Linked DNA regions of Homo sapiens: regions 1, 3 and 4 are each linked to region 2. A link is an interaction called in ENCODE POLR2A ChIA-PET data of the cell type or tissue named here. Cell type or tissue: MCF 10A. All regions are shown on one strand. Each heading gives the region's core, and the rest is flanking DNA. Links, peaks and the distances in the headings are about the cores only.

Region 1 (5,584 bases), core at 698-4,697, 66 kb before region 2:
CAAAATAAAAATTAACTGAGAGTATCTCCAAGTCACTATCAACGATCTCTGAGAAATCACAAAGAGGCAGAAAGGTATTAGAAGTTGGAGATTGTGTGGCTCTGATTCCCAAAGATGGAAAAAAAGATGAATGTTGAAAAGCACAGATCAGGCCAGGTGTGGGGGCTCACGCCTGTAATCCTAGCACTTTGGGAGGCTGAGGCAGGTGGATTACTTGAGTTCAGGAGTTTGAGATGAGCCTGGGCAAAACCCCATCTCTACAAAAAATACAAAAATTAGCTGGGCACGGTGGCTCACGCCTGTAATCCCAACACTTTGGGAGGCCGCGGCAGGCATATCACCTGAGGTCAGCAGTTCGAGACCAGCCTGACCAACATGGAGAAACCCTGTCTCTACTAAAAATACAAAATTAGCCAGGTGTGGTGGCGCATGCCTGTAATCCCAGCTACTCGGGAGGCTGAGGCAGGAGAATTGCTTGAACCTGGATGGTGGAGTCTGCAGTGAGCCGAGATCGTGCCATCACACTCCAGCCTGGGCAACAAGAGCAAAAACTCCATCTCAAGAAAAAAAAAAAAATTAGCCAGGTGTGGTGGTGCACACCTGTAGTCCCAGCTACTTGGGGGACTGAGGCAGGAGGATCACTTGAGCCCAGGAAGTCAAGGCTTGCAGTGAGCCAAGATCAGGCCACTGTACTCCAGCCTGGGTGACAAAGCGAGACTCTGTCTCAAAAATAAAAAAGAAAAGAAAACTACAGATAAGTGGCCTTGGCAATGACTGTAGGCAAAAACCCTCAAATGAGATACAGAAAGATGTTTTGTAAAGTGTTTCGTGAGCCCCGAGAAGAGCTGAGTATAGTCACCCCTAAGCTCAAGTGATCCTTTCACCTTAGCCTCCCAATAGCTAGGACTATAGGCGTGTCACCATTCCCTACTAATTTTTTAACACCTCCTTCCCGTCCCTCGACTCCTGCTCTCAAACTCTTCAGAAGACTTGTTCCCATGATTCTGTTGGAGACCATGTTCTCTGGAAACAGATACTGAGATAAAGTTGGGATGCAAGATGTTAATTAGGTATTAACACCTGTGAATAAGGGCAAGGAAGCAGGAGTGGGCAGAGGGAGAAGTTAAACTGAGCTGCAGGCCCAACCACACCTCTCATAACTCTGCAGAGAGCTTGGGGCAGTATTGTCTATCAAAGCAAAGCAAGTTGAACTGAAAGAGCCAGACATTTATATCCAGCCCTGCTTAGTCACCACATGGAGCTGCCAGGAGAAAGGGTGTGACCAGGAAGAGGGACCAGGCAGCTCTTTGCAGCCAGGGGACCCTGAAGGAGCTGATGGCTGGAGGCTGTCTGCTGACTGCTCTCCCATAGCTGGGCAACAAGTCCTTCCTTGGGGGAGATCTGAGCAGCACATCTCCATGTCCACTACGCTCTCCTTACTACCATTCCCCTCTGGCACCACTGAAATCCACCTTCCATCTTCGCTTTTACTCCACTCACTCCATCCCTTTGCTCCACGCCAAATCCAGTGGGCCCTTCTTGGTTCTTACCTTACAGCTGACCTCTCTCTCATTTGTTGAAGTTATCGATTTCTACAGTAACTTCTCCTCTCTCTCCTTGACCTCTCTACCCACACTTTGCCGGCCTGTTCAGGGGTCCTGTCCTCCATGCACTACCCAAGCACTGGGACTCCATTCTGAATCCATCCTCCTCTTCCTCCGTACTCTCCCAGGCGATCCCACCCACTATCAGGGTTTTAATTCCTGTTTATATGGCAGTGACTTTGAAATGTACTCTCCAGCTATCCTCTCTGCTAGGCTTCCGATTCCCATATCTAATTGGCTGCTGGCTATCTCCATGCTAAGGGCTGTCAGAACTGTGACATTCCACCTCTCTTCTCCCACTGTGTTCCCACCCTAATTCTTCCAGTGCAAGAAACCAGGGACCCTTTGAACCTGCTCTGTCAAGTTTCTTTTCTCGGCAGCCACCCCCGCTGGGTCCAGTTTGGGCATGGGTATGGAAGCACTCCGAACAGTATCAAGGACTCTGCATATGGAGATTTGCATCACTGACATATAAATAGCTGATGCTGGTGCTGAAACCAAAGAATATTCATCACTGATCACACCCACTACTTGCCCAACCAGATGTGAACCTCTGACTCAGTGGGTCCACAGGAAAGAGTTACTCAGCACTTCCTAGGTATAGGTGATGAGAGATGGTATTCATTTATTTTACAGCTTGAAGAATCTGTAAAGAAAATCTGAAGAAAAGAGTTATCTGGGCTGGGCACGGTGGCTCACGCCTGTAATCCCAGTACTTTGGGAGGCCGAGGCGGGCGGATCACGAGGTCAGGAGATTGAGACCAGCCTGGCCAACAGGGTGAAACCCCGTCTCTATTAAAACACAAAAATTTAGCCGGGCGTGGTGGCGCATGTCTGTAGTCCCAGCTACTCGGGAGGCTGAGGCAGGAGAATCGCTTGAACCCGGGAGACGGAGGTTGCAGTGAGCCAAGATTGCGCCACTGCACTCCGGCCTAGCGACAGAGCGAGACTCCATCTCAAAACAACAACAACAAAAAAAGAGTTCTCTGAGCAGGTAGCTTTTAGCCACACCTTTTATTTCCAGGCCTATACCTGTGTGGCAAAGGCTTAAATAGGAGGTATTTCTGAAGGAAAATTAACTCCAGTTTATTTAAATATACCATGCTTCGTGTATATATGTCCTCTCCTTCCAAACCGGAATTTCCAGTTAAATTCAAGGAATAATTATCAAGTAAATACAACATGACAAGAGCAAGGCTAAGTACAGGACAGTTCCTGCCTTAAGGAATCTAAGGTGAAAGGATAAGTCTAATGGAAGCGCATTCCAGTTTGCTGATGAGCACAAAAGCCATAGCAGCTAAGTGCCATGGGTTCCAGAGAAGGAAAGTGTCTCCGTGCAGGCTGGCTTCATAAAGGCTTCTGAGATAGGCCTAAAGGATAGATCAGATTTCAGGAAGTAAGCACAAGACAGGAATAAGCAAGAAATAATGATGACACACAAGGAATGGAGAGGAAAGAATGCCATCAGAAGAATATCTTCAGAGAATTGCACAATAAAGAGTAATGGTAAGGAAATTTTCTTATAGCTAAGGCCAAATATTGAGACTACAGAAATACCCTGGGAGGCTAGAGAGAGGCAACGTCATGGGGGTAAGATTGGTTTTTTGTTTGATTGGTTTTTTTTGGGGGGGGCGGTTAGGTTTTTTCTTTGGAGAAGGAGTCTCCCTCTGTCACCCAGGCTGGAGGGTAGTGGCGCAATCTCAGCTCACTGCAACCTCCGCCTCCCAGGTTCAAGCGATTCTCCTGCCTCAGCCTCCCGAGTAGCTTGGATTACAGGCAACCACCACCTCGGCCGAATGATTTTTGTATTTTTAGTAGAGACAGGGTTTCACCATGTTGGCCAGTCTGGTCTTGAACTCCTGACCTCAGGTGATCCATTCACCTTGGCCTCCCAAAGTGCTGGGATTATAGGTATGAGCCACATACCCAGCCAGATTGTTAAAATAATATTATTACAAGGAGGTGGGTAGAAAAGGCCAAAATCACTGCCCCATTAACTTTTCCTAGGCCCCAGTTCAGACCCAAACTCTTTTTAGACTTCCCTTTTCTACCATCATGGGCAGCACGGGTGTTGTGGCTCCGAGACCCCTCTTCTATCCAGCTCCCTGAAAAGAACAATGCCCACTAAAGGCTTGCTGGGAGTTGATCCATCACTTCTGGTTTGGTAGAATGTTTCCCTAAGGATCTCTTGAGCCCAGGAATTCAAGACCAGCCTGAGAAACATGGAAAAAACGCATCTCCACAAGAAATGCAAAAATGAATGGGGTGTGGTGGTGTGCGCCTGTAGTCCCTAAGGGCTGTCAGAACTTAGGAGGCTAAGACAGGAGGATTGCTTGAGCCCAGGAAGTCGAGGCTGCAGTGAGCCATGATCACACCACTGTACTCCAGCCTGGGCAACAGAGCAAGACCCTGTCTCAAAGAAAAAGTTTCCCTAATGTTGCCCACATGGGTAACTCCCTCCCACCTATCCCAGTTGTAATTAAGTGAGAACACTCTAGTCCTTGTTCTTAAATGAAGGAAGTGAAAATTTGTGAGGACAAGAATGTTCTGGGCCTGGTGACCTCCCGAAGTGAGCTTGGCAGCAAATCTTCCCATTTGCCTTGGGAAAGCCCTAAAAAAACCAGAGTATGGGATACTGATAGTGGTTATAATTGCTAACGAGGTTAGGGTTTTAACACATGACGCATGCTAAGTAGTCAAAATTCCCCATTTTACAGAAAGAGAAACTGAAGTTCAAAGATGCTATGTGCAATCCCCCTACATGGAGACACAGTCTGAGTCTAGTTTCTCAAGGCCTTGGCAGGGCCTGAGGGAGTGGGTAACATGGGTATGGCTTGTATACATTTATGAATTTTGTATCTGGGAAGCAATATGGAGAAATAGCCTGTAAGGAAGGAAAAGATTAGACACTATTTACTGCAGCTCCAAACAAAACTACACAGAGGCCAGGAGCAGTGGCTGATGCCTGTAATCCCAGCATTTTGGGAGGCCAAGGTGGGTGAATCACCTGAAGTCAGGAGTTTGAGACCAGCCTGGCGAACATGGTGAAACCCTGTCTCCACTAAAAGTACAAAAATTAGCCGGGTGTGGTGGCACACGCCTGTAATCCTACCTACTCAGGAGGCTGAGGCAGGAGAATCACTTGAACCTGGGAGGCAGAGGTTGCAGTGAGCTTGAGAGGTGACAGCCTGCTAGCAGTCCTCACAGCTCTCACTCGCTCTGGGCGCCTCCTCTGCCTGGGCTCCCACTTTGGCGGCATTTGAGGAGCCCTTCAGCCCACCGCTGCACTATGGGAGCCCCTTTCTGGGCTGGCCAAGGCCAGAGCCGGCTCCCTCAGCTTGCAGGGAGGTGTGGAGGGAGAGGCGCGAGCGGAACCGGGGCTGCGTGCAGTGCTTGCGGGCCAGCTGGAGTTCCGGGTGGGCGTGGGCTTGGCGGGCCCCGCACTCGGAGCAGCCGGCCGGCCCTGCCAGCCCCAGGCAGTGAGGGGCTTAGCACCCGGGCCAGCGGCTGCGGAGGGTGTACTAGGTCCCCCAGCAGTGCCGGCCCACCGGCGGTGCGCTCGATTTCTCGCCAGGCCTTAGCTGCCTTCGCACGGGGCAGGGCTCGGGACCTGCAGCCCGCCATGCCTGAGCCTCCCACCCCCTCCGTGGGCTCCTGTGCGGCCCAAGCCTCCCCGACGAGCGCCGCCCCCTGCTCCAGGGCCCCCAGTCCCATCGACCGCCCAAGGGCTAAGGAGTGTGAGCGCATGGCCCAGGACTGGCAGGCAGCTCCACCTGCAGCCCCGGTGCTGGATCCACTGGGTGAAGCCAGCTGGGCTCCTGAGTCTGGTGGGGACGTGGAGAGTCTTTATGTCTAGCTCAGGGATTGTAAATACACCAATCGGCACTCTGTATCTAGCTCAAGGTTTGTAAACACACCAATCAGCACCCTGTGTCTAGCTCAGGGTTTGTGAGTGCCCCAATTGACACTCTACCTAGCTG
Region 2 (5,505 bases), core at 890-4,889:
ATTCAAGTGATCCTTCGACCTGAGCCTCCCAGAGTAGCTGGGACCACAGGCGCGCACCACAACACCTGGCTAATTTTTTAATTTTGTAGAGACGAGGTCTCTCCATGCTGCCCAGGCTGATCTCAAACTCCTGGGCTCAAGAAATCCTTCTGCCTTTAGGCTGGGCATGGTGGCACACACCTGTAATCCCAGCACTTTGGGAGACCAAGGTGGGCTGATCACTTGAGGTCAGGAGTTTGAGACCAGCCTGATCAACATGGTGAAACCTGTCTCTACTAAAAATACAAAAATTAGCTGGGCGTCGTGGTGCAAGTGCTGGGATCACAGGTGTGAGCCACTGGGCACAGCAGCGATTTCTTACTAAGCTAAACATGCACCTAGTTATACTACTCCTAGACATCTGCTCAAGAGAAATAAGAATACATGTCTTAAAAAAGAGTTGTCTATGAATGTTCATAGTAGCTTTATTCATCATTTCCAAAAATAAGAAAAAAACCACAATGTCCATCAATGGTGAATTAATAAGCCAACTGTCATATATTTATACAATGGAATGCTATGCAGAAGTCAAAAGGAAAGAACTACTGAATCATGCCATGACATGGATGAATCACAAAAATATTATACTGAGCAAAAGAATCTGGACACAAAAGAGTGTCTACTGTAGTTTCGTTCTTTCTTTCTTTCTTTTTTTTTTTGAGACGGAGTTTTGCTCTTGTTGCCCAGGCTGAAGTGAAATGGCGTGATCTCAGCTCACTGCAACCTCTGCCTCCTGGGGTCAAGTGATTCTCCTGCCTCAACCTCCCAAGTAGCTGGGATTATAGCCACCTGCCACCACACCTGGCTAATTTTTAGTAGAGACGGGGTTTCACCATGTTGGTCAGGCTGGTCTTGAACTCCTGACCTCAGATGATCCTCCCGCCTCGGCCTCCCAAAGTGCTGGGATTACAGGCATGAGCCACCTTGCCCAGCCTGTAGTTTCATCTATATGACATTCTAGAACAGGCAAAACTGTAAGGTTAGAAGTCTGATCAGTGGTTGCTATAGGGGATGGGGACAGGACTGACTACAAAGGGATGCAGGGAACTTTTGGGGGTGATGGAAAACTCTATATCATCATGGTGGAGGCCTTTACACAAACTATATGCATTTATCAAAACTCATCAAAAACTACTCCTAAGAAGGATGAATTTTACTGTATTTAAATTATACTTCAATCTACCTGACTTTTTAAAACAAAATGCAGTATCACCAAATACTACCAAATTTTATGTGAAAGGCTCAGGGTCAGAGATAGGATGAGTTCAACCCACAGGGATAGGTTGAGAATATCTGGTTTATACATTTCTTACTGATTTTTTTTTTTTTTGAGAAGTCTTGCTCTTGTCCCCCAGGCTGGAGTGCGATAGCGTGATCTCGGCTCACTGCAACCTCTGCCTCCCGGGTTCAAGCGATTCTCCTGCCTTAGCCTTCCAAGTAGCTGGGATTACAGGCGCCTGCCACCACGCCAGGCTAATTTTTGTATTTTTAGTAGAGACGGGGTTTCACCATGTTGGCCAGGCTGGTCTCGAACTCCTGACCTCAGGTGATTTGCCCACCTCGGCCTCCCAAAGTGCTGGGATTACAGGAATGAGACACCGTGCCTGGCCACTGATTTTTTTTTTAATGGTGACAATTTAATAATAATTTTAGGCCTTGTCAAGAGGTTACCAGTATTAAGACGGCTGCATCTCAATGGCACGTGCCTCTCCTGGCAATCAAAAAGATAGACAAATGACTATAATATCGTGTGTGTGATGCTTTGAGAGATTTGTATACAATGTAGATGAACTAATTCTGGATGGCAGGTTCAGGAGTGGTTTTTTCCCAGGAGAATAGGGAGGAAAAAGGAAAAGAAATAGAACGGTTATAGGGTCCAATGGGTAAGAGTTTGGCATGTGTGAGAAAAAGGACAAAATTAGAGATGCACAACATCAAGAAGCAATGGGGGTGTTGAAAGAGAAAGCCTGCAAGGTGCCTGGATTTGGGTTGGGAACTCAGAGAGTTTGGAGCCACTGAACTTACTGAAGCAGGCATGGACATGGTCAAGTCTGTCTTTGAACAAGAAAGCCCTGGGGGGTATAGGAGGTGAACCGGAGGAACAATAGTTAGGAAGGTTCTTTATGGCCCATGATTGTCCCATTTTCACTAAAATAAAATGTGCCTTTTTGGTAGTGAACTGTTCTGAATGCCAAAAGTACTAGGTAAGTTGGTCCCAACTGGAATATTGCAGCCCTGAGGGTGGCTCGGCTGCCCAGTCATTTGGTACCCCCTTTTTCTTTCCTGAACCAGAGAATCTCAGCTCTCAAGAAATCTATTAATTCAGGCTCCCAGGGTCAGCACCACTTGGTCTGTGTCAGAGACACAGCAGTCACACGCACAAACCCAAATGGTCATGGCTGACAGTGGAGGCCTCAGCAGGGCCAAGGAACACAGAGATTTGCAACCTCCCCTTGTGTGCAATTCCCCTTCTATGGTAGGTGGGATTCCCAACCTGGGGAAAGAAATGACCAAGTGTCTGGGAAGGGAAAGTGTCATAAAAGAGCCAGGGCCCAGGAGCTAGGATGACGGTGGCCTGAGGCCCAGACACTCTAGGGAATCCGTGAGACGTGGAGAGAAAACATGAGGGAAAGCAGAGCTACTGTCTGGCCGGCCCAGCTTCCTCTTTTATGAGCTCATGGGCAAAGCCAGGCCAGGCAGAGGGTGCTAGAGATTGAGTGAGCTTGTTTTTTCCCTAACTTGGTTCTGAGTCACACATGGCATCTATCCTTCCCAGAAAACCGCCTCAGGGCTCACCCCTTGGCAGCCCACCAAACCCCAGTACTGACACGCGATCCCCACTGGGTAGGGCCAGGGAGCTGCAGACAGGCCAGCCCCAGCACCCGCCTCCGCCCCTGGAGAGGCCTCTTGGGGAATGAACTGTCCCTCCCAACCTTGGAAGAAAAGAGCCTATGGCAACTGCTTTGGAGGGTAGGCTGGAGGCACGTCCAACTTTTGAGCACACATGGGAGACGCTGCTGAATCATGGGGTTTCAGAGGAGGAGAAACATTAGAGAGCCTTTAATTTATGCCTTTCACTTTGTAGATCAACTCATCCAGTAAATACGGGGTGTCTGAAAAGTCTGGACAAAAGGGGAAATATTTTATTTGTTGTGCATTTTTCCCCTATGATTATGTTTTGACTTCAATCTCCATCAAATTCTCCAATGGCTGACATTGGAGCTGTCTACAGAGAGATGCAGGCTGCTTCCCACGGGAACAGCACTGTAACAGTAATGACATCAACGATCCTGTATTTCTAGCCTTTTCAGCAGCCTGTATTGATTGACAGGCACAGTTCTAGGCACTGAAAATAGAGCAGTACACAAGATAGATAAAGTCCTACTCTGGTGGAGTTATAATCTGGTGGGAAAGAAACCAAGACCAAAGGAGGAGCCACAACACTGGGGTCCTAAGAAGCCGGCTTTGGCAGAAGGACAGGAATGCTGGGCCCTTTCCCAGCTCCCGGCTCAGCTCATAGCAGCCTCCAGGGTAGCTGGGTTGAGTTGGGCTGGGTCAGGCTGAGCTGCATCCCAGGGTAGGGTCATCGTGCCACTTTTGTGACCTTGCCTTGGTGCTCCCGGAACTCTTGCCATGGTTTTGCGTCAGGGGAACTGCCAGGGCCTGATTTTGGGCCTCCTAGAGCCTAGATGAATATCTTTAGGGGTCATTTGTTAACTTGCTGCCTAGAACTCACCACCCCACTCTACCCCCATGCCTCTGGAGAATTGTTCCAGCTAAAATGTAGGTGGGAGGGGATGTTTAAAATCACCTGTTCCTTGTCAGTATAGTGGTGAGTAAAAACAAATTTTTTTTTTTGCTGGGTGTGGTGGCTCACGCCCGTAATCCCAGCACTTTGGGAGGCCGAGGGGGCGGATCACGTGAGGTCAGGAGTTTTCCAGACCAGCCTGGCCAACATGGTGAAACCTTATCTCTACCAAAAATACAAAAATTAGCCGGGCATGGTGGCATGCGCTACTCGGGAGGCTGAAGCAGGAGAATCGCCTGAACCCGGGAGGCAGAGGTTGCAGTGAGCCGAGATTGTGCCACTGCACTCCAGCCTGGACGACAGAGTAAGACTTTCTTTTTTTTTAAGACGGAGTTTCACTCTCGTCGCCCAGGCTGGAGTGCAGTGGTGCAATCTCAGCTCACTGCAACCTCTGCCTCCCTGGTTCAGGCAATTCTCCTGCTTCAGCCTCCCGAGTAGCTGGGATTACAGGCACACGCCACCACGCCCAGCTAATTTTTGTATTTTTGGTAGAGACGGGGTTTTGCCATGTTGGCCAGGCTGGTCTCGAACTCCTGACCTCGTGATCCACCCACCTCAACCTCCCAAAGTGCTGGGATTATGGGCGTGAGCCACCACGCCCAGCCAAACTAAATTTTTTAAATAAATAAAGGCCAGACTTTGTGGCTCACGCCTGTAATCCCAACACTTTGGGAGGTTGAGGCGGGAGGATCGCTTGAGCCCAGAATTTTGAGACCTGCCTGGGCAACATGGCAAGACCCTGTCTCTACCAAAATAAATAAAAATTAGCTGGGCATGGTGGCACGTTCCTGGAGTCCCAGCTACTCAAGAGGCTGAGGTGGGAGGATCACTTGAGCCCAGGAGGTTGAGGTTGCAGTGAGCCATGTTTATGCCACTGCACTCCAGCCTGGGTGAGAGAGTGAGATCTTGTCTCAAAAAATAAATAAATACATACATAAAAAAATAAAATCACTCACATTAGTTGAACAGGAACTAGGAATGCAGAAGTCTTTGCTTCTCTGGAAAATAAAGAGCCACAAAACCTGCCTGATATGGAGAGGGAGGGAGGGCAGAGTAAAAAGAGAAAGAACTTGTATCTCCTGGTGATGTTAGCAGTTAGAGGTTATTTTCTCATTCCAGTTCCCTACTCCTGGGTTGGCTCACTGCTGCCCATCCCTGTTCCAAAGCAGTCCCTCTTCTCATAATTATAATAATGCCCCTGCTCCATGCAAGAAGCACCTACTATGTGCCCAGAAGGAGTAAATTTATATTCTTAACCTTTGCAGTTACCTAGAGGTCAATTTGCCCATTTATCAATTGAGGAAACAGATTTTCAGCAACATTAAGTAACTGGCCCAATATTGCCTAGTTAATAAGTAGCAGAGCTGGCACTTAAACCCAATTTCGTCTAACACCACTAGATTACAATATGTTCTTTTTGCTATTCCGTGTTTCCTTTCTATCTCAAACCCATCTCAAGTCACCAAGTAGTTATTGAGGATCTACTGAATACCAGGTGCAGCTAAAAAGCTTTCACTTTGTCATTCCCTACCCCCAGGACCCTGGTGCAGTCCCTTCACCCTGCTTTCCTTTCTCAGATGCTCCCATTTCCAAATCTCTGCCTCCCTTTCCCCTGCCCATTCTGCCTCCGCCAGTGCCCATTCTTGCCGTCCCCCGTT
Region 3 (5,584 bases), core at 977-4,976, 56 kb before region 2:
TGGGATTATAGGTGTGAGCCACCACACCACCCAGAAATGAGATTCTTTTTATTTTTGTTTGTTTGTTTGTTTGTTTTGAGACAGAGTCTCACTCTGTCACCCAGGCTGGAGTGCAGGGGCACATTCTCGGCTCACTGCAGCCTCCACCTCCAGGTTCAAGTGATTTTCGTGCCTCAGCCTCCCAAGTAGCTGGAGTTACAGGAATATGCCACTACACCCAGCTATTTTTTTTTTTTTTTTTTTTTTTAGTAGAGACAGGATTTCACTATGTTGGCCGGGCTAGTCTCAAACTCCTGACCTCAAGTGATCTGCCAGCCTTGGCTTCCCAAAGTGTAGGGATTATAGGCGTGAGCCACTGCACCCCGCCCAGAAATGAGATTCCTGATGCTCGATCAAGTCAGGGTGGTGGCTCAGAAGGCTGGATGGACCTGGGGGTTGTAAAGGTAGCCAGGGTTTGTTTTAATCAGGTGTGGCAAGACGTGCAGACACAGGAATCACTTTCATGGAGGAAGACATTTACTCACAGTTCCCTAGAAACATGCATGAGGCATGGCATGGCGTGCAGGGGTGCCCCATGGGGAAGCACCTGAGTCAGTCAGGAGGCAGTGGGAGTGAAAGGAAAATGTGGGCAAGAGCCTTTATTGTGGTTTCACAGGCAGGAGTGTGCAGGCAGGTAAGCAAGTTCAGGCTCGGCTAGTTTGAATAATTTCAGCAGCCTCTGGGGCATAGGGGCTGTCCCTAGCTCTCTAGTACTGGTCCTGGGCTGACTAGGGGAATTGCAGCTAGGAGTGGCAGAGCCTGATGAAGGTGGTGGTTGGGAGGATGGGGTCTAGCTTGGTTGATCTACATATGACAGGCGAGTTCTTTGCTTCTAGGAATTAGCTCAACCTGGGAGAGGCAGTCACTCCAGGGTCAGCAAGACCCCACGATGTGGAAGTATCAGAATATAGAAACTAGAAAACATGGTTAATTACACTAGGTTCTTGCCAATATTGCTATGCTATTAGGATCCCTGCTCTCACCTCTAGATTTATTCTAAATGCAGAAAAATTAAACTCTCAATTTTTTATGCCACTGTTTTTCAGGTTTCTATTACTGGTTAGGTGAATGCCAGGCCTGTACTGATAATGATCCTAAAGAAGACTCCTCTTTCATACGGCCTAGTAACCGATTCTCAGATCTTATCCATATAAATAGGCTGTTAGTCAAACAAGAAAAATAGCAAGATAAGTAACAGATCCTTCACAGAGTAACTACTCTCATCTATGTGCGTGCACACACACACAAACACACACACTAGTGCGAAAATAAAATGATTTTTCACAGACTTTTTCTGAAGATTGAAGATTTCAAAACAGTCTGAAAAAAAGTTTCAAAAGTGGTCCTGAAGTTAGCTTTACATCAATGCATTAAATATTAACTTTTTTTTTTTTTTGAGATGGAGTCTCACTCCGTCACCCAGGCTGGAGTGCAGTGATGCCATCTCGGCTCACTGCAACTCCTGTCTCCCGGGTTCAAGTGATTCTGCTGCCTCAGCCTCCCAAGTAGCTAGGATTACAGGCATGCACCACCATGCCTGGCTAATATTTTTGTATTTTTAGTAGAGATGGTGTTTCACCATGTTGGCCAGGCTGGTCTCGAACTCCTGACCTCAAGTGATCCACCCGCTTTGGCCTCCCAAAGTGCTGGGATTACAGGCGTGAGCCACTGTGCCCGGCCTAAATATTAACCTTATATGAACAAAAAGAGAAACGAGGATATATGGAGAGAGTAAAAGAGAAGTGAGGCACGGTGAGAAATTGGGAAGGGAGACCTGAGCCTTTGTCTATAGCGAAGGTTGAAAATTCAGCCACCTGCAGGGGCAAAGCAGAAAATGCAAATGAGGTAGCAGGCTTGGGATAAGAAAGACCTGGCTCTTGTTCTCTGTTTTCCCTTTTTTCAGTAAAGATATAGGTAGAAACTAAAATTTGTCTGCTAGAGGAAAAAATAACTACTCAAGCTAAATAATAAATGCCAATTGGCACTTTCCCTCAGTGTTAAGGAGGCCAGGAGGCATGGAGTGGGCACTGGTGAACAGAGTGGGGCAGCCACCGCCCAGCTCCATCAACTGTTACTAGCAATCGGTGTAGGTCGCATGATGCCAGATAGCCTGATTTTTTTTTAAGCTGTAAAACTGGGATTTCTGTTTAGAGACCGGGTCTCACCCCAGTCTGGAGTGCAATGGCACTATCATAAAACACTGCAGCCTGGAACTCCTGGGCTGAAACAATCCTCCCTCCTCAGCCTCTCAAATTAAATTGTAGGTGTGAACCACCACACCCAGCTGATTTTTATTATTTTTTGTAAAGACAGGGTCTCACTGTGTTGCCCATGTTGCCCAGGATAAAATCTGGATTTTTATGTGAAATCTCCAATTCTTAATTGTTGAGATTGAAGACTTTTTTTCTTCTTTTTTTTTGGAGCCAGGGTCTTGCTCTGTCACCCAAGCTGGAGTGCAGTAGCACAATCAAAGTTTTCTACAGCCTTGACCTCCTGGGCTCAAGCAGTCCTCCCAGCTCAGCCTCCCCAGAAGCTGACTACAGACTACAGGTGTGTAGCATCATGCCTGGCTAATTTTTGTATTTTTTATAAAGACGGGGTCCTACTGTGTTGCCCAGGCTGGTCCCAAACTCCTGGGCTCAAGCAATCCTCCCAACTCGGCCTCCCAAAGTGCTGGAGTTACACGCATGAGCCACTGCTCCCAGTTCCTGAAGACAATATTTTGGATAAACGTTCTCTTAGCAAATTATATGTTTCTGCAGAGCAGATACTCAGGCAGTAGGCCATCGGTTTGCACTTCTATTATGCTGAACAAATGAGATAGGAAGCTGTTGCAAAGAAAGGAAGGGGAAAAGCAAGGGGCTAGCTGACAGTAAGAAAGACTGGGAGACGGACAAGGAGAGACCCAAGGTGATGGGATGAAAAAAGAAGAAAAAAAAATATTGATGAATGCGATTGAGAAGAGATTGGGGGCCGGATGCAGTGGCTCACGCCTATAATCCCAGCAGGCGTGAGGCCAAGGCAGGCGGATCACCTGGGGTCAGGAATTCGAGACCAGCCTGGCCAACATGGCAAAACCCCATCTCTACTAAAAATAGAAAAAAAAAGCCAGGCATGGTGGCATGTGCCTGTAGTCCCAGCTACTTGGGAGGCTGAGGCACGAGAATCACTTGAACCCGGACGGCGGCGGAGGTTGCAGTGAGCGGAGATTACGCCACTGCACTCCAGCCTGGGTGATAGAGTGAGACTCCATCTCAATTAAAAAAAGAAGAAGAGATTGAGAAAGAATGAAGAAGAGAGGAAGAAAACACTGGGGCTCAGAAAACAATACCCCAAAGTGTGGCACTTTGGCATGCTGAATACTTTGAACTAAAGGACATTGGGAAGACTCAGAAGCAGCCTCGAAACCAAGATCCCTCTGACCTTCTGCCCCTCCTGTCTCTCGCCCCTCATTCTCTCCTGAAGTGAGCCACAGAAGCCAGAATTAGTCCTCCCTAAGGTCATAGAAACCAGAACCCCTGTTCCCCAAAGCCAGCCATAAAAACTAGAATTATTTCTTCTACTGCTTCCTAAGACATGACCATAAATAAATAGTCTGACCTACGCTTGTCTAATGGTGGGCCATAATGAGAGGTGACAGCGTGCTGGCAGTCCTCAGAGCCCTCGCTTGCTCTTGCCACCTCCTCTACCTGGGCTCCCACTTTGGCGGCATTTGACGAGCCCTTCAGCCCACCACTGCACTGTGGGAACCCCTTTCTGGGCTGGCCAAGGCTGGAGCCCACTCCCTCAGCTTGCAGGGAGGTGTGGAGGGAGAGGTGCGAGCGGGAACCGGGGCTGCGAGCGGCGCTTGGGCGCCAGCGGGAGTTCCGGGTGGGCGTGGGCTTGGAGGGCCCCGCACTCAGAGCAGCCGGCCAGCCCTGCCGGCCCCGGGCAATGAGGGACTTAGCACCCGGGCCAGTGGCTGCAGAGGGTGTACTGGGTCGCCCAGCAGTGCCAGCCCACCGGCGGTGCGCTCGATTTCTCACCGAGCCTTAGCTGCCTTCCCGCGGGGCAGGGCTCGGGACCTGCAGCCCGCCATGCCTGAGCCTCCCACCCACTCAAAGGGCTCCTGTGCGGCCCGAGCCTCCCCGACGAGCACCACCCCCTGCTCCACGACGCCCAGTCCCATCGACCACCCAAGGGCTGAGGAGTGCAAGCACACGGCACAGGACTGGCAGGCAGCTCCACCTGCAGCCCCAGTGTGGGGTCCACTAGGTGAAGCCAGCTGGGCTCCTGAGTCTGGTGAGGATGTGGAGAGTCTTTATGTCTAGCTCAGGGATTGTAAATACACCAATCAGCACCCTGTGTTTAGCTCAAGGCTTGTGAGTGCACCAGTCCACACTCTGTATCTAGTTGCTCTGGTGGAGCCTTGGAGAACCTGTGTGTCCAAACTCTGTATCTAACTAATCTGATGGGGACGTGGAGAACCTTTGTATCTAGCGCAAGGATTGTAAACGCACCAATCAGCACCCTGACAAAACAGGCCACTCGGCTCTACCAATCAGCAGGATGTGGGTGGGGCCAGATAAGAGAATAAAAGCAGGCTGCCCGAACCAGCATTGGCAACCCGCTTGGGTCCCTTTCCAGACTGTGGAAGGTTTGTTCTTTTGCTCTTTGCAATAAGTCTTGCTGCTGTTCACTTTTTTGGGTCCATGCTGCTTTTATAAGTTGTAACACTTACTGCGAAGATCTGCAGCTTCACTCCTGAGCCAGCAAGACCATGAACCTACCAGAAGGAAGAAACTCCGAACACATCTGAACATCAGAAAGGACAGACTCCAGAAGCGCCACCTTAAGGGCTATAACACTCACCGCGAGGGTCTGTGGCTTCGTTCTTGAAGTCAGTGAAACCAAGAACCCACCATTTCTGGACACAATAAGATCCTCATTCCAGAGGGGTCCAGTCCCATACCTGGCTGGCAGAAATGCTACAACATAGAGGCCGAGAAGAATCCGGACAGACAGGCATTGCTGGATTCCTCCAGGAGATCATACCCTTTCTGTCCCATAATGCTTCCACATGACCATCCATTCTTCATCAACTCTAAGCATAAAAAATGAGAATTTTCCCTGTGGGTCTTAATTCTTTTCTTTTTCCTTTTTTTTTTTTTTTTTTTTTGAGACGGAGTCTTGCTCTGTCGCCCAGGCTGCAGTGTGGCAGTGTGATCTCAGCTCACTGCAACCTCTGCCTCCTGTGTTCAAGCAATTCTCCTGCCTCAGCCTCATGAGTAGCTGGGACTACAGGTGCATGCCACCACACCCAGCTAAATTTTTTTTTTTTTTAGTAGAGACAGGATCTTACCATATTGGACAGGCTGGTCTTGAACTCCTGACCTCAAGTGATCTGCCCACCTCGGCCTCCCAAACTGCTGGGATTACAGGCATGAGCCGCCACATCCGGCCCCTGTGGGTCTTCATTCTAAAGGCCACCGTGACACATAAAACTTGGATTCAATAAATGTTTTTCTCTCATTAACCTGTCTTTTGTTAGAGGACCGTGGCCGAG
Region 4 (4,768 bases), core at 1-4,000, 76 kb before region 2:
TTACTAACCACAAAGACTCCCATTCATATCAGCTGTGTCTGAAGGTCAGAGGCCCAGACTCTGAATGTTCTAGGCTGGGTCAGACCCCTGGGATGGTCACTGGACCCCATAGGAGAAGAGATAGGGGAGTCCCTAATAAAACTTCAATTACATTTCCTGCCTGCTTGGTCAGTGGATACTAAATGCAGATGACTTAGAAAAAGAAAGAATTGTGAGATGCTGTGGAGTCAACTCAATGTCATCATTAGCGTCTTCCTCTTCAGAGTCCTGTATCCCAGCGACGGAGCTCAAGGTTCAGACTAAAGGCTTCCTACCCCTGGCAAGGAGGTCTTTATAGTGGAGGTGAACGTTTACACACTACACTCTGAGAATTTTTTTTTTAAAGTAGCCTCTATTTTGTATGTCTTCTCATCCTGTTAGAGTAAGTAGCTAGTCAGGGATGAGCAGGGCAGGAGAGGGCGCCCCAGACACACACCCACAGGAATGTCAGGCAAACATCAGGTGAGGGTCAGGCAGTTGTTAACGGGCTCTCTAAAATAATTGGTCACAGCTGGCACCAGAGACAGGCAGTCTCCCAATAGAAACATCTGAAACTGGTGATCAGCAGTTTCCCAATAAGATCCCAGTAAGTGACCAAAGAGGCAAGAATTGAGGTTGCTGCAGACCCCTATGGATTTGCTGCCACTAACGATCCCTACTACTGCTGCTGGGGAGGAGGTTTTAATAGTATCTATTAATTAAAGATATCCCAGTCTCTTTTCTATCCTCCCTCCCCAAATACTGCTCGGTCCACCTCATGAGATTGTCCTGGGCCTTTTGAGACCCAGGCAATGGGAAGAGAAGGCCATGGAAGTGGACTGAGAATGCTGGGTGTCTAGATTAACTATGCTGCCCTCCGGAAGGCACCTCCAGTAGGATGCACAGCTGTGGCTATCAGCAAATTCCCCTTCCTCCTCTTGCAGGTGCCCTAGAGAACATGGATAGGGCTGCAGGTGGTTAATGGTTCAAAGACTACTCAGTGAAGACGCTGCCTGGGGGAACAGAGTGTGGCCACATCTAAGGAAAGAAGGTACAGGTGAACAGGAGAGGAGGTGAAGGAGAAGCGAGCAGGTGGGGGTTGCGGAGGGGCTGAGGAAGGTCAGGCAGAGCCAGGAGACCAATCCAGCTCCTTGGAAGGTAGCTCAGTTGACTCCTTACCATGTGGCATTTGTAAAAGGTGGACAGTAGAGGCCTGGGGCCAGAGAGAGGCTGGACCAGATTCCCACTGTAAAAATCTCCTTGCCAAGGTCCAGGTAGGGTGTCCTTAAGTCTGAATCTTGATCCCCATCGCTGGGATACAGGACTCTGAAAGAGGAAGATGCTAAATGACTGCATTTGGGGAGGGAAAGACACGCTCACTTCTCCCCAGCCCCAAGTTGCCCTGTGTTGCTGCCACACTACGTAACTACAGTCATAAACTATATTTGAAGCATGATGGAACCTGAACCATGGCAGTAGCTTAAGTTGACTACATTAACAGGGAAAGCTGAGTCATGATTCTATACTGAATATAAAAATTAAGTCAGATGTGCTCACTCACATGCACACAAATATTCTGGAAAGCTGAGATCCACAGCCCCAAGATGGGGAAAGGGCTCCCCCTGGTGGGATTGCCAGAGGTTCCCCCATGGAACTGCACGCCCCAGACCAAGCCAAAGCCCCAAGCAAAACAATCTGCTATGTCATGCAGGATTGGAAGACTTTCGTTTGCTTCAGGGCCAATTTATGACTCCCGGTATTCTCTGTCCTGAAATGACACCCAGTTCCAGGAAGAATTGGATTCTAGGACCAACTTGTACAGGCGCCCCAGGAGACAGTCTGGGCATGCAGGTCAGCCGATGTGTGCCGGGGAAGACTGTCCACATTTGCTCCTCAGTCCCACTGGGCCTGATCACAGGCCACCCCCCATAGTAAAGGGGAGCCAGGGCCCCTGGGCAAGGTTAGATGCTGCCTCTCATGCCCCTGAATTAGCCAAGAGGCGCTCCAGCAGGAAGCCTTGTTTGGCTTATATTGCAAAGGAGGCACCACTTACTATGCAGTCCCCTGCCCGGAGCACCTTGCCTGTGCTACTGAGAAATGTCCTGCTGCAGCAGGAGAGGCGGATCGAGCTACAGCCAAGAGTGTGCCCTGCCTCCATCTGTTGACCCAGGTCAGAATGATGTGGAACACTGGACAGTTAACTCACTGGGTTCAAAAAACACAGCAACACAATGCTCTGGGTGCCTCCTGGCTGTGATGTGCACTATTGTTTTCTGGGGAGATCCCATCACATATGAAACTTCAGATGTTCATCCAGTGATCATGTCAAGCTTCCATTGTTTGCTCTCATATGCTCCCTGGAGCTGGATTCCACCCTGGCTCAAGACCTCTGATGAAGTGCTGGCATGGAGCAGAAACTCCCTTAGGCAGAAACCCCCTTTCCCCCTTGCCACCCACCCCCCACCAGCACCCCATCCTAGGGATGCCACCGCAGGTCTCCTCTCATAGCAGCACTACTTCCTCAATTCTCAACTTCAGGTTACTGCTACAGAGTCTCGCACCTGATCCAGCCTTGAGAAAGTGATTAGAGTGTGACCGGAAAAAATTGTTAGTGATCCCCAAATATGTAGTATAAAGCTACAGTAAATGCTTCTAAAAAATAGACACAAGTGAAACAGGCTAGCCCAGGGGCTTTCAATACAGAGCAATGATAGATATAATATTAGAGAAAATTAAAAAGCAATGCTCCACAAAGGGAGAATATCCCCAAAGATATTCCCAGAAACTGAATATAAATGCAAAAGATGAACAGGGCTACAGCTGTGGCCTGTTGGGTTCTGACTCAGGGTACAGTTAAAGGCAGCTGGGAAGTCAAGTCCTGTTGAGTACTGAGTGGTGAGATAGAATTAAATTGCCCACTGAGGTGGGGGACCAGTGTCATGGTCACTGTGAAAATATTAGGGACTCAGATTCCCCTCTTGCCCACACTTCCACCCTCTTCAAGAAGACTGAAATAGCTTGCTACTAACTTCGCCTGGGACTGTGGCCTAGGGAGGCCCGTGGTTACCAAACGGCACCACACCTGGGCTTAACTGAGCCACCCACAGCCATGGGGCTGGATGTGAGTCATTCCCAGGGTTATCCCAGGGCAGGAGCCCCGACTGCCATATAAGACCTAGTCCTGAACACTGGCCCCTGGGAAGGGCAACTGCACAGCCACTAGGCAGGGAGGAGTGAGGAACAAGAGAAGGGAGACAGAGAAAGCCTGGAAATGAACCTGGAAGCTGAAATTCCAAAACACATAAAAACTAACACTGAGAAAGGCAGCCAGCAACATCAACACTTGATGCATGACAGGTGAAGTGAAAAGAATATAATCATTGGAAAGAGTCTTCAGTATCCTCAAGGAGGCAGTTAAACATATAATGTTCACTTAAAAATCAAGCCACTATGAGATTACAACCAGGCAGAAACGTGCTGTCATATAACAATGGAACAGAAAAATATTATGCAATAAATGGTTCAGGAGAAATAATTATTAATATTTGGGAAAATACATATAGTAGATGTAAATCCTCACTTCATCTAACATATCCTGAGCAAATCTAAATATTTTTTAATCTCTGAAAAGGGTAGGATGTTCTAAATTAGCTGAAAGAAGCCAGGTGTGTTGGTGGCGTAATTCCCAGCTACTTGAGAGGCTGAGGCAGGAAGATCGCTTATGCCCAGAAATTCGAGACCCGCCTGAGAAACATAGCAAGACTCCCAGTCTCTTAAAGAAAAATAAAACTAGATTTTAAGATAAATATCATACAAGAAATATGAAAGTAATAAGTAAAACATGGGAAAAAAGTAAAAAAACAAATTAACTGAAACAATAGGCCAACAAAAGAAAGGAATATATGCATAGATTTAACTACAAAAAGTTTTTAAATTTTTTTTTTTTTCTTTTGAGACAAAGTCTCGCTCTGTCACCCAGGCTGGAGTGCAATGGCACAATCTTGGCTCACTGCAAACTCCACCTCCCACATTCAAGCGATTCTCCTGCCTCAGCCTCTCGAGTTCCTGAGTACCTGGAACTACAGGCACAGGCCATCATGTCCAGCTGATTTTTTGTATTTTTAGTAGAGACAGGGTTTCACTATGTTGGCCAGGCTGGTCTTGAACTCCTGACCTCAAGTGATCCACCCTCCTCGGCCTCCCAATGTGCTGGGATTACAGGTGTGAGCCACTGCGCCTGGCTAATTTTTATATTTAATAGAAAAAAATGGAATGCAAATAAATAAGGAAAATGTTGGCAACAGTCTCTGAATCCAGCCTTTCTGGGTATGACTTTGGGCAAGTTACTTGACCTCTCCAGGCTTCTATTTCCTCCGTCATACGAGACTAATTATTGTACCGTGAGGCAGGATTAACTGAATTACTCCATTTAAAGCTCTTAGAACAGTAACCAGCACCTAGAAAATACCCCACAGCTATTTGTATTTTATATTGTACTGTGTGAGAAATTCAGACACAGACAATTTATAACAGAAACACCATAACTAATTAACAATTATCAACGAACAATTCAACTTCATTAATATTGAAAAAAATCTAATTTTTTTTTTGCCTTTCTAGTTGATAGACTGTTAAAATAACAATAGTGTATTCCTGCCCTAACCCTGGGGTCCTGTTCCTAAAAGCCTCCTTGGATGAAAACATTGTGATTAAGAAACTCAGGACTTTATGAAAAGTTAGGGATAGGGAA

What was found. ChIA-PET counts read pairs that join two places held together with the same protein. Peaks named below come from ENCODE experiments on the same cell type or tissue, not always from the same donor. Only the 100,000 strongest peaks of a DNase experiment are listed, where the experiment ranks them.
Region 1: POLR2A ChIA-PET joins it to region 2 with 77 read pairs; 29 of 35 experiments call an interaction of 5 or more read pairs at or near these places.
Region 3: POLR2A ChIA-PET joins it to region 2 with 10 read pairs; 25 of 35 experiments call an interaction of 5 or more read pairs at or near these places.
Region 4: POLR2A ChIA-PET joins it to region 2 with 27 read pairs; 29 of 35 experiments call an interaction of 5 or more read pairs at or near these places.

Annotation. Positions count from the first base shown.
Region 1 is chr6:30,816,055-30,821,638 of GRCh38, reverse strand. The region is part of intron 1 of LINC00243 (long intergenic non-protein coding RNA 243); the gene reads left to right. Among named protein-coding and RNA genes, the nearest start is that of LINC00243, 12 kb to the left of the region's middle. In MCF 10A, for the core only: no CTCF peak of the experiment used is centred there; DNase peaks (open chromatin) are centred at 1,228, 2,138 and 3,008.
Region 2 is chr6:30,749,851-30,755,355 of GRCh38, reverse strand. It overlaps the pseudogene RN7SL353P. Among named protein-coding and RNA genes, the nearest start is that of IER3, 8.1 kb to the right of the region's middle. In MCF 10A, for the core only: no CTCF peak of the experiment used is centred there; a DNase peak (open chromatin) is centred at 2,785.
Region 3 is chr6:30,806,088-30,811,671 of GRCh38, reverse strand. No RefSeq gene overlaps it. Among named protein-coding and RNA genes, the nearest start is that of LINC00243, 22 kb to the left of the region's middle. In MCF 10A, for the core only: no CTCF peak of the experiment used is centred there; no DNase peak of the experiment used is centred there.
Region 4 is chr6:30,825,541-30,830,308 of GRCh38, reverse strand. All of the region lies in intron 1 of LINC00243 (long intergenic non-protein coding RNA 243), which reads left to right. Among named protein-coding and RNA genes, the nearest start is that of LINC00243, 2.7 kb to the left of the region's middle. RefSeq lists enhancers at 704-1,603, 1,483-1,777, 2,577-3,077. In MCF 10A, for the core only: a CTCF peak has its summit at 1,641 (motif pointing left); DNase peaks (open chromatin) are centred at 1,658 and 3,138.